Regions from separate parts of the Homo sapiens genome. Here region 2 is linked to region 1. A link is an interaction called in ENCODE POLR2A ChIA-PET data of the cell type or tissue named here. Cell type or tissue: HepG2. All regions are shown on one strand. Region 1 overlaps SCNN1A (sodium channel epithelial 1 subunit alpha). Region 2 has its middle 30 kb from the start of SLC2A3.

What was found. ChIA-PET counts read pairs that join two places held together with the same protein. Peaks named below come from ENCODE experiments on the same cell type or tissue, not always from the same donor. Only the 100,000 strongest peaks of a DNase experiment are listed, where the experiment ranks them.
Region 2: POLR2A ChIA-PET joins it to region 1 with 8 read pairs; 1 of 35 experiments calls an interaction of 5 or more read pairs at or near these places.

Annotation. Positions count from the first base shown.
Region 1 is chr12:6,357,883-6,361,882 of GRCh38, forward strand. All of the region lies in intron 4 of SCNN1A (sodium channel epithelial 1 subunit alpha), which reads right to left. Among named protein-coding and RNA genes, the nearest start is that of SCNN1A, 16 kb to the right of the region's middle. In HepG2, no CTCF peak of the experiment used is centred here; a DNase peak (open chromatin) is centred at 2,350.
Region 2 is chr12:7,904,025-7,908,024 of GRCh38, forward strand. No RefSeq gene overlaps it. Among named protein-coding and RNA genes, the nearest start is that of SLC2A3, 30 kb to the right of the region's middle. RefSeq lists enhancers at 1,309-1,838, 3,963-4,000. In HepG2, a CTCF peak has its summit at 3,298 (motif pointing left); DNase peaks (open chromatin) are centred at 1,691, 2,537 and 3,227; H3K4me3 peaks cover 673 bases.

The DNA of each region.
Region 1 (4,000 bases):
AGCTACTCAGGAAGCTGAGGCAGGAGAATCACTTGAACCTGGGAGGTGGAGGTTGTCATGAGCTGAGATTGCGCCATTGCACTCCAGCCTGGCCAGTAAGAGTGAAACTCCGTCTCCAAAAGAAAAAAAAAGAGCACAGACTCCAGAATTAAATTCCTTGTATTTGAATCCTGGGGCTCTAACAAGTATTAGATGTGGGACCAAACAAGTTACTTACTTAATCTCTCTGTACCTCAGTTTCCTCAGCTGTAAAATGGGGATAATAAAAATATCAACCTCACAGGGGTGTTGAGCATGAAATTATGCTTAGAATGGTGTCTAGCCTTAGTAAGAGCTGTATTAGCTCACTAGTACGATTACAGGGATTCATTAAGATGGCTAAAGTCAAAAAGACAGACAACAGCATGAGGAGGAGGTAGAGAATTTAGAACCTTCATACATTGCTGTTGGGAATGTTAAATGGTGTGACCATTTGGAAAAGTCTGGTAGCTCCTCAAAATGTTAAATATAGAGTTACCACATGACCCAGCAGTTCCACTCATAGGTAAACACCCAAGAGAAATAAAAACATAGATCCATGTACAGGATCCACAAAAACATGTACAGGAATGTTCATAGCAGCATTAATCATAACAGCCAAAAAGTAGAAACAATCCAAATGTCCATCAACTGAGAATGGATAAGCAAAAATGTGGGCCGGGCGTGGTGGCTTACACCTATAATCCCAGCACTTTGGGAGGCCGAGGCAGGAGGATGGCTTGAGCTCAGGAGTTCGAGATCAGCCTGGGCACCATAGTGAGACCTAGTCTCTACTAAAATTAAAAAAAATTAGCTGGGCATGGTGGCATGAGCCTGTAGTCCCAGCTACTTGGGAGGCTGAATCAGGAGGATCGTTTCAGCCCAGGAAATCAAAGCTACAGTGAGGTCTGATTGTGCCACTGTACTCCAGCCTGGGTAACAGAGTGAGAACCTGTCTCAAAAAAAAAAAAAAAAAAAAGGTGGTGTATCTACACAATATCATAGTATTCAGCCATAAAAATGAAGTTCTGATCCATGCTACAACATGGATAAGCTTTGAAAACGTTATGCTAAATGAAAGAGGCCACTCACAAAAGACCACATATTGTATGATTCCACTTATGTGAAATGTCCACCACAGGCAATCCATAGAGACAGAAAGCAGAAGAGTGGCTCTCAGGGCTTGGAGGAGGGGAGAAAATGGGGAAGAACTGCTAATGGGTACAGGGTTTCTTTTTGGGGTAAGGAAAATATTCTAAAAACAGGTAGTGGTAATGGTTACACAACTCCAAATATATTAAAAATCACTAAATTATACATATTAAAAGAATACATTTATGGTTTGTAAATTATATCTCAATAAAAGTGTTATTAAAAAAAGATTATAGGGTGGGGGAAAAGGGTGTAGTTATCGGGGAGGAAAGGGGTGAGAAAGCCATGCTAAGGAGTACCAACTTGATGCTGGAGGCCGTGAGAGACACTGAACGATTTTAAACAGGAGGATACAGTTTGGATGTTTGTCCCCTCCAAGTCTCATGTTGAAATGTGATCCCCCATGTTGGAGGTGATCCTAGCTGGGAGGTGTTTGGGTCACAGGGGTGGGTCCCTCTTGAATGGCTTGGTGCCCTCCTCACAGTAATGAGTGAATCCTCACACTATTAATTAGTTCACCCGATAGCTGGTTGTTTAAAAGTGCCTGGTCTCTCTCTCTCTTGCCCCCTCTCCTCCCCTTCTACCATGAGTAAAAGTTTCCTGAGGCCTCCCCAGAAGCTGAGCAGATGCTGGTGCCATGCTTGTACAATCTGCAGAACCCTGAGCCAATTAAACCTCTTTCCTTTATAAATTACCCAGACTCAGATATTCCTTTTTTTTTTTTTTTTTTTTTTTTCAGATGGAGTCTTGCTCTGTCGCCCAGGCTGGAGTGCAGTGGTGCGATCTCGGCTCACTGCAACCTCCACCTCTTGGGTTCAAGCAATCCTCCTGCCTCAGCCTCCTGAGTAGCTGGGGCCACAGATGTGTGCCACCACACCCGGCTAATTTTTATATTTCCAGTAGAGATGGGGTTTCGCCATGTTGGCCAGGCTGATCTCTAACTCCTGACCTCAGGTGATCCGCCCATCTCGGTCTCCCAAAGTGCTGGGATTACAGGCATGAGCCACCGTGCCCGGTGAGATATTCCTTTATAGCAACACAAAATGGACTAACACACAGGACTAACTGGAATAGTTACATGTGGTGACGTGAAGTAAGGTTGAAGTACAAAGGTTCCTGTAGTTGCAGAAGGAAGGGAGGATTTGGAGGCAAAAGAACGCAGTAGGGTGGAGTGGTGGGTATAACAACCCAGGCGAGCAATGAGGCTCTGAGCTGACCTAAGCGCCTAAGTGCCAAGATAAAGATGAACCATGGACTTTCTGTTGAGGGGGAGGCAGGCACACAGAGCAAAGGGAGGGCATCGGGTGAGGGCATAGGGAAAGCACAGGTGTCCATGGACTTTCTGTTGATGGGGAGGCAGGCACACAGAGCAAAGGGAGGCATCGGGTGAGGGCATAGGGAAAGCACAGGTGTCCAGGTGACAGTTAGAGGAACTTGGTGACAGGTGTGGGCGGACTCAGGCTTAGGTGTTGCTACCATCTTACTTCCCAGCTGGTAGTTTCTGTCCTCAAACAAATGCAAAGACTAAAAACAGAACAAAATCGTGTACTGGGCAGAGTGTGTGTGAAGGGTAAGAAGTGACACCTTGCCCTGTGGCCATTCTTCAGCAACAGGGGAGGGAATGCCCCCTGTAGAGTGGAGCCAGGCAGAGGCAGGGAGATGGCTCCGGAAAATAAACGAGCAGGAGGAGAAGGCAGGGGAGGAGGGGGCCAGAGGTTACAGAAGGGGACCCCCCCCTCGCCTCAGCCTCTCCCAGCCCTCAGAGAACCTGCAGCTGCTATGAGCTGCTTGCAAGGACATTATAACAGGGGTCCTCACAGAATGAATACCCGAGGGGTAGTGGGGTGGGAAGAATCCTTAGCCAGGGCCGGCCCATTCCCAAGGGCAAGTCACTTCACCTGTTTGAGTACAAGAGTAATGAAACCCATCATTTACTGTGGTCTATAAAGTGCCCTCACGTTTGTATCTCACACACTTGGTACAGCTCTTGAGATGAGTGTTATCGTCATCATCTTCGTCACTTGAGTAAAAGTGCCAAAGGAGCATGGATTATATAGTTTTTCCTTTGATGTAGTCCAAATGCCTAGAACAGTGACTGGCACATAGCCCAGATAGTCAAAACTATTTGTTGAACGAACACTGAATGAATCTCATTTTTTGTTTTACTTCCATTTTACAATCTAAGAAATAGGCTCTGAAGGATGATGTGATACATCCAGAGTCACCTGGCCAGGAAGTGACAGAGCTAGAGTGGGAACTTAGGTTTAGTCCCTCAACCCATGCCACTCCACCTCACTACTACTGCCAGCCTCAGCTCAGGGAACAGAGTATGAGACAGATGATCTCCTAGGCCCTTTTGAGCTTTGATGCTAGGGAGAAAGGGGCCTTAGAAAGACCAAGACCCTGGCCAGGCATGGTGGCTCACGCCTGTAATCCCAGCACTTTGGGAGGCCAAGGCAGGCAGATCACCTGAGGTCAGGAGTTGGAGACCAGCCTGACCAACATGGACGTTGACCAACGTCTCTACTAAAAATAAAAAAATTAGCCAGGCGTGGTGGCGCATGACTGTAATCCCAGCTACTCAGGAGGCTGAGGCAGGAGAATTGCTTGACCCCAGGAGGTGAAGGTTGCAGACAGCCGAGATCGCGCCATTGCACTCCAGCCTGAGCAACAAGAGCAAAACTCCATCTCAAAAAAAAGAAAAACAAAAAAGACCAAGATCCATGCTTCCAGCCTTTGGTTTCTCAAAGCCCCAGTCTTCCCAAGGCATCCTGTGAGGCCACTTCCCTCAGATCCAGCAGTGCAGGGAGCAGCAGGAGTTCGTAGGGCG
Region 2 (4,000 bases), 1.5 Mb after region 1:
AACTATTAACATTTTTAAAAAATTTTTTTAAAAATTTTTTTGAGACGGAGTCTTGCTCTGTCACCCAGGCTGGAGTGCAGTGGCACGATCTTGGCTCACTGCAACCTCCGCCTCCCAGGTTCAAGTGATTCTCCTGGCTCGGCCTCCCAAGTAGCTGGGATTACAGGCGCCGGCCACCACGCCCGGCTTATTTTTGTATTTTTTAGTAGAGATGGGGTTGCACCACGTTGACCAGGCTGGTCTCGAACTCCTGACCTCAGGTGATCCACCTGCCTCGGCCTCTCAAAGTGCTCAGATTACAGGCATGAGCCACCGCACCCGGCCTGCTATTAACATCTTGACATTAATTTAAATAAATGTTAAGGTGTAGATTTTTTTTTTTTTTGAAACAGAATTTTGCTGTTGTTGCCCAGGCTGGAGTGTAATGGCACGATCTCAGCTCACTGCAACCTCTGCCTCCCGGTTTCAAGTGATTCTCCTGCCTCAGCCTCCCAAGTAGCTGGGATTACAGGCATGCACCATCATGACTGGCTAATTTTGTATTTTTAGTAGAGATGGGGTTTCTCCATGTTGGTCAGGCTGGTCGTGAACTCCTGACGTCAGGTGATCTGCCCGTGTTGGCCTGCCAAAGTGCTGGGATTACTGGCATGAGCCACCACGCCCGGCCGATAGCTTTTTTTTTTTTAGACAGAGTCTCGCTCTGTCGCCCAGGCTGGAGTGCAGTAGTGCCATCTGGGCTCACTGCAACCTGCGCCTCCTGGGTTCAAGCAGTTCTCCTGCCTCAGACTCCCAAGTAGCTGGGATTACAGGCACCTGCCACCATGTCCGGCTAATTTTTTGTATTTTTTAGTAGAGATGGGGTTTCGCCATCTTGGCCAGGCTGGTCTTGAACTCCTGACCTCATGATCCACCCGCCTTGGCCTCCCAAAGTGCTGGGATTATAGAAGTGAGCCACCGCGCCCGGCCGATATGTTTTTAAAAATTAAAAAATGCCATTCTTTATGTTCCTGCTCACTTCATGGCTAAATGAGAACTAATCACTGACTACTATTAGCCAAGTGATTAAAAGTTAAAAAATGTAAGCTCTATGTTGTCTTTATGGTCCAAAAACTTAATGCCTAAGAAGGTGAAAGATCAGCAAATAAACATTAAAGCAAAATTCACTATACATAAGCCACCTTAAGAAGAGGCTTGAAAAGTTGCCAATAAGAACTTGGAGATGTGCCAACCTAATTTAAGGCTTTTCAGCTTATCCTTTCTAGGTCACCGGATCACCAACAATATAAACAAATATAATAATAGGAGATTAAGCAAAAAGGAAATTATAAATTCACAAGTCAGGCTCTCCTTTTTACATCTCTTCCTTTCCCCTAGAAAATTTTGCTTTCTTTGTTCTTTTCCCAAAAGGAGGTGTGTGTTACTTCCAACATTATATTTTAGTAACTTTACCATATTTTAGTTTTTAAAATTCATTTTCTTGATTTTTCAGCTTCCATTTCCATTTCAGTTTGTACCTGAAGGAGAGAAGCATGGATTGAATTTGCCTGGGTTTTCCGAATTTCATAATATAAATTCAAAGCTCAGAAGTGGGAGGAATACAGGCCTTGATTAGTGAATTTCAAGCTCAGTTCTCGGGGTGAAGGACAAGGTTAATTCTACTGTAAATAATCCTACCATTCAGAAAAGCTGGTGTGTCCAAGGAAGAAAAAACAGGCTGTGACTACAAACCTAAAAGTAAAGGCAAACAGCTGCCAGACAGAGGCAGGAAAGTGGGGGAGAGCCCTTGGTAAATATTGCATGCCTCCTGGGGCCCCCATGGGCTTTGACTCAAGGGGGAGATGAAGGGAATTTGTTAAAGAAAGAAGTCACTGGGACAGACAAAAGCTTCCGGCACAGGAAGTTAGTTCGACTAAGGATACCGAAATGTAGGAATTTGAATGGGTTCCTGGGTGTGAGGTTGAAGTGAAACTTGATTGAAAAGAAGCTGCTGGTGGTGAGTCTCTCCTTAAGCTATTCCTGGCTTCTGGGTAGTTGGTATAAACTTTGTGGTCCTCGAATAAAATGTTCTTGAGAATTTTAAAGGGTTAAGCACCTGGGAAATTACTTCAATGCAATGGTAGCACTACCTCCAATGACACTACCAAGCAAACTATTAAGAAACAGAAAAGCTCACAGATCAAATTAAGATACTAGAATCATATTAAATCACTTAAATACATGGCACAAAGCACAGTAAAAAAAGATGGGATACATTAATCCATTTAGGATAAGGTGCATGTGGAGTAGAAAGGGTAGCAGTGTTTACATGTCCTCTGATACACTGGCGTAGTCACAAGAGCTAAGGACAAGAACCAAGGGTGAGAATTTGAGATTCAATTAGGGCCAGGGATCTGCAGAACAGATGTACCTGGAACATGGGTGTCAATGTGCTCTTATCAGAGAGACAAAGGGGTAGGTATTCCTGGCCACAAAAGTAGTTCTCCTTGGCTCATTGAGCAGCACTTTTTTTTTTTTTTTGAGATGGAATCTTGCTCTGTCACCCAGGCTGGAATGCAGTGGTGTGATCTCGGTCCACTGCAACCTCCGCCTTCTGGGTTCAAGTCGTCATTCTCCCTCAGCCTGCTGAGTAGCTGGGACTACAGGTGCATACCACCACACCTGGCTAATTTTTCTATTTTTAGTAGGGACAGGGTTTCACCATATTGGCCATGCTGGTCTCGAACTCCTGACCTCATGATCTGCCTGCCTCAACTTCCCAAAGTGCTGCGTTTATAGGTGTGAGCCACCACGCCCGGCCCCAAATCTCATTTCTTAAGTCTCGTCCTTCCTCAGCCTTTCAGTAATCCTACAGTCATACTTTTGTTTTGAGACAACATTTTGCTATGTTGTTTAGGCTGGAGTGTAGTGGCACGATCATGGCTCACTGCTACCTCAACCTTTTGGGTCTAACAGATCCTCCCACATCAGCCTCCCTAGTAGCTGGGATCACAGGCTAATTTTTTTTTTTTTTTCTATTTTTTGTAGAGACAGGCTCTCACTATGTTGCCTAGGTTGGTCTCCAACTCCTGGACTCAAGGGATCCTCCCATCTTGGCCTGCAAAAGTGCTGGAATTGCAGGTGTGAGCCCCACCAGGCCTGCAATCATACTTAGCCCTCAAGCTGTGTAAGGCTCTGTAGGTTCTTTCAGTGCAGTCCACACAACTATCACACACAGTTCCTGGTCAATTCTTATCTCATTATGTCAATAAAAGTGACTCCTTTTATTTACTCAGAGTTGCTGCCCTCTATCGGTGCGGGGGGCGGGAAAGACCATGTTTTAAGTATCTGCCACATCAGTCTTTTCTTTTTTTTTTTTTTTTTTTGAGTTGGAGTCTCCCTCTGTCTCCCAATCTAGAGTGCAGTGGCAGGATCTCAGCTCACTGCAACCTCCACCTCCCGGGTTCAAGCAGTTGTCTTGCATCAGTCTCCTGAGTAGCTGGGATTACAGGTGCACACCCACCATGCCCAGCTAATTTTTGTATTTTTAGTTGAAGTGGGGTTTCACTATGTTGGTCAGGCTGGTCTCAGACTCCTGACCTTGTGATCCGCCTGCCTCGGCCTCCCCAAGTGCTGGGATTACAGGCGTGAGCCACCACTCCTGGCCACATCAGTCTTTGTCAGGATAAGAGAGATGATCATTATTCTTAACTCTTAGCGATGTATTTTTATTATGCCTTTTTTAAAAAACATGTTTTTTCCTTTTTTTTCCTTACAGTTCTATAGGTCAGAATACTCTGCCTCTTTTTATTTTTTTTTGAGATGGAGTCTTGCTCTGTCTCCCAGGCTGGAGTGCAGTGGCATGATCTTGGCTCACTGCAACCTTTGCCTCCCGGATTCAAGCGATTCTTCTTCCTCAGCTTTCCGAGTAGCTGGAATTACATGTGCCTGCCACCACGCCCAGCTAATTGTTGTATCTTTAGTAGAGACGGGGTTTCGCCATGTTGGCCAGGCTGCTCTCCAA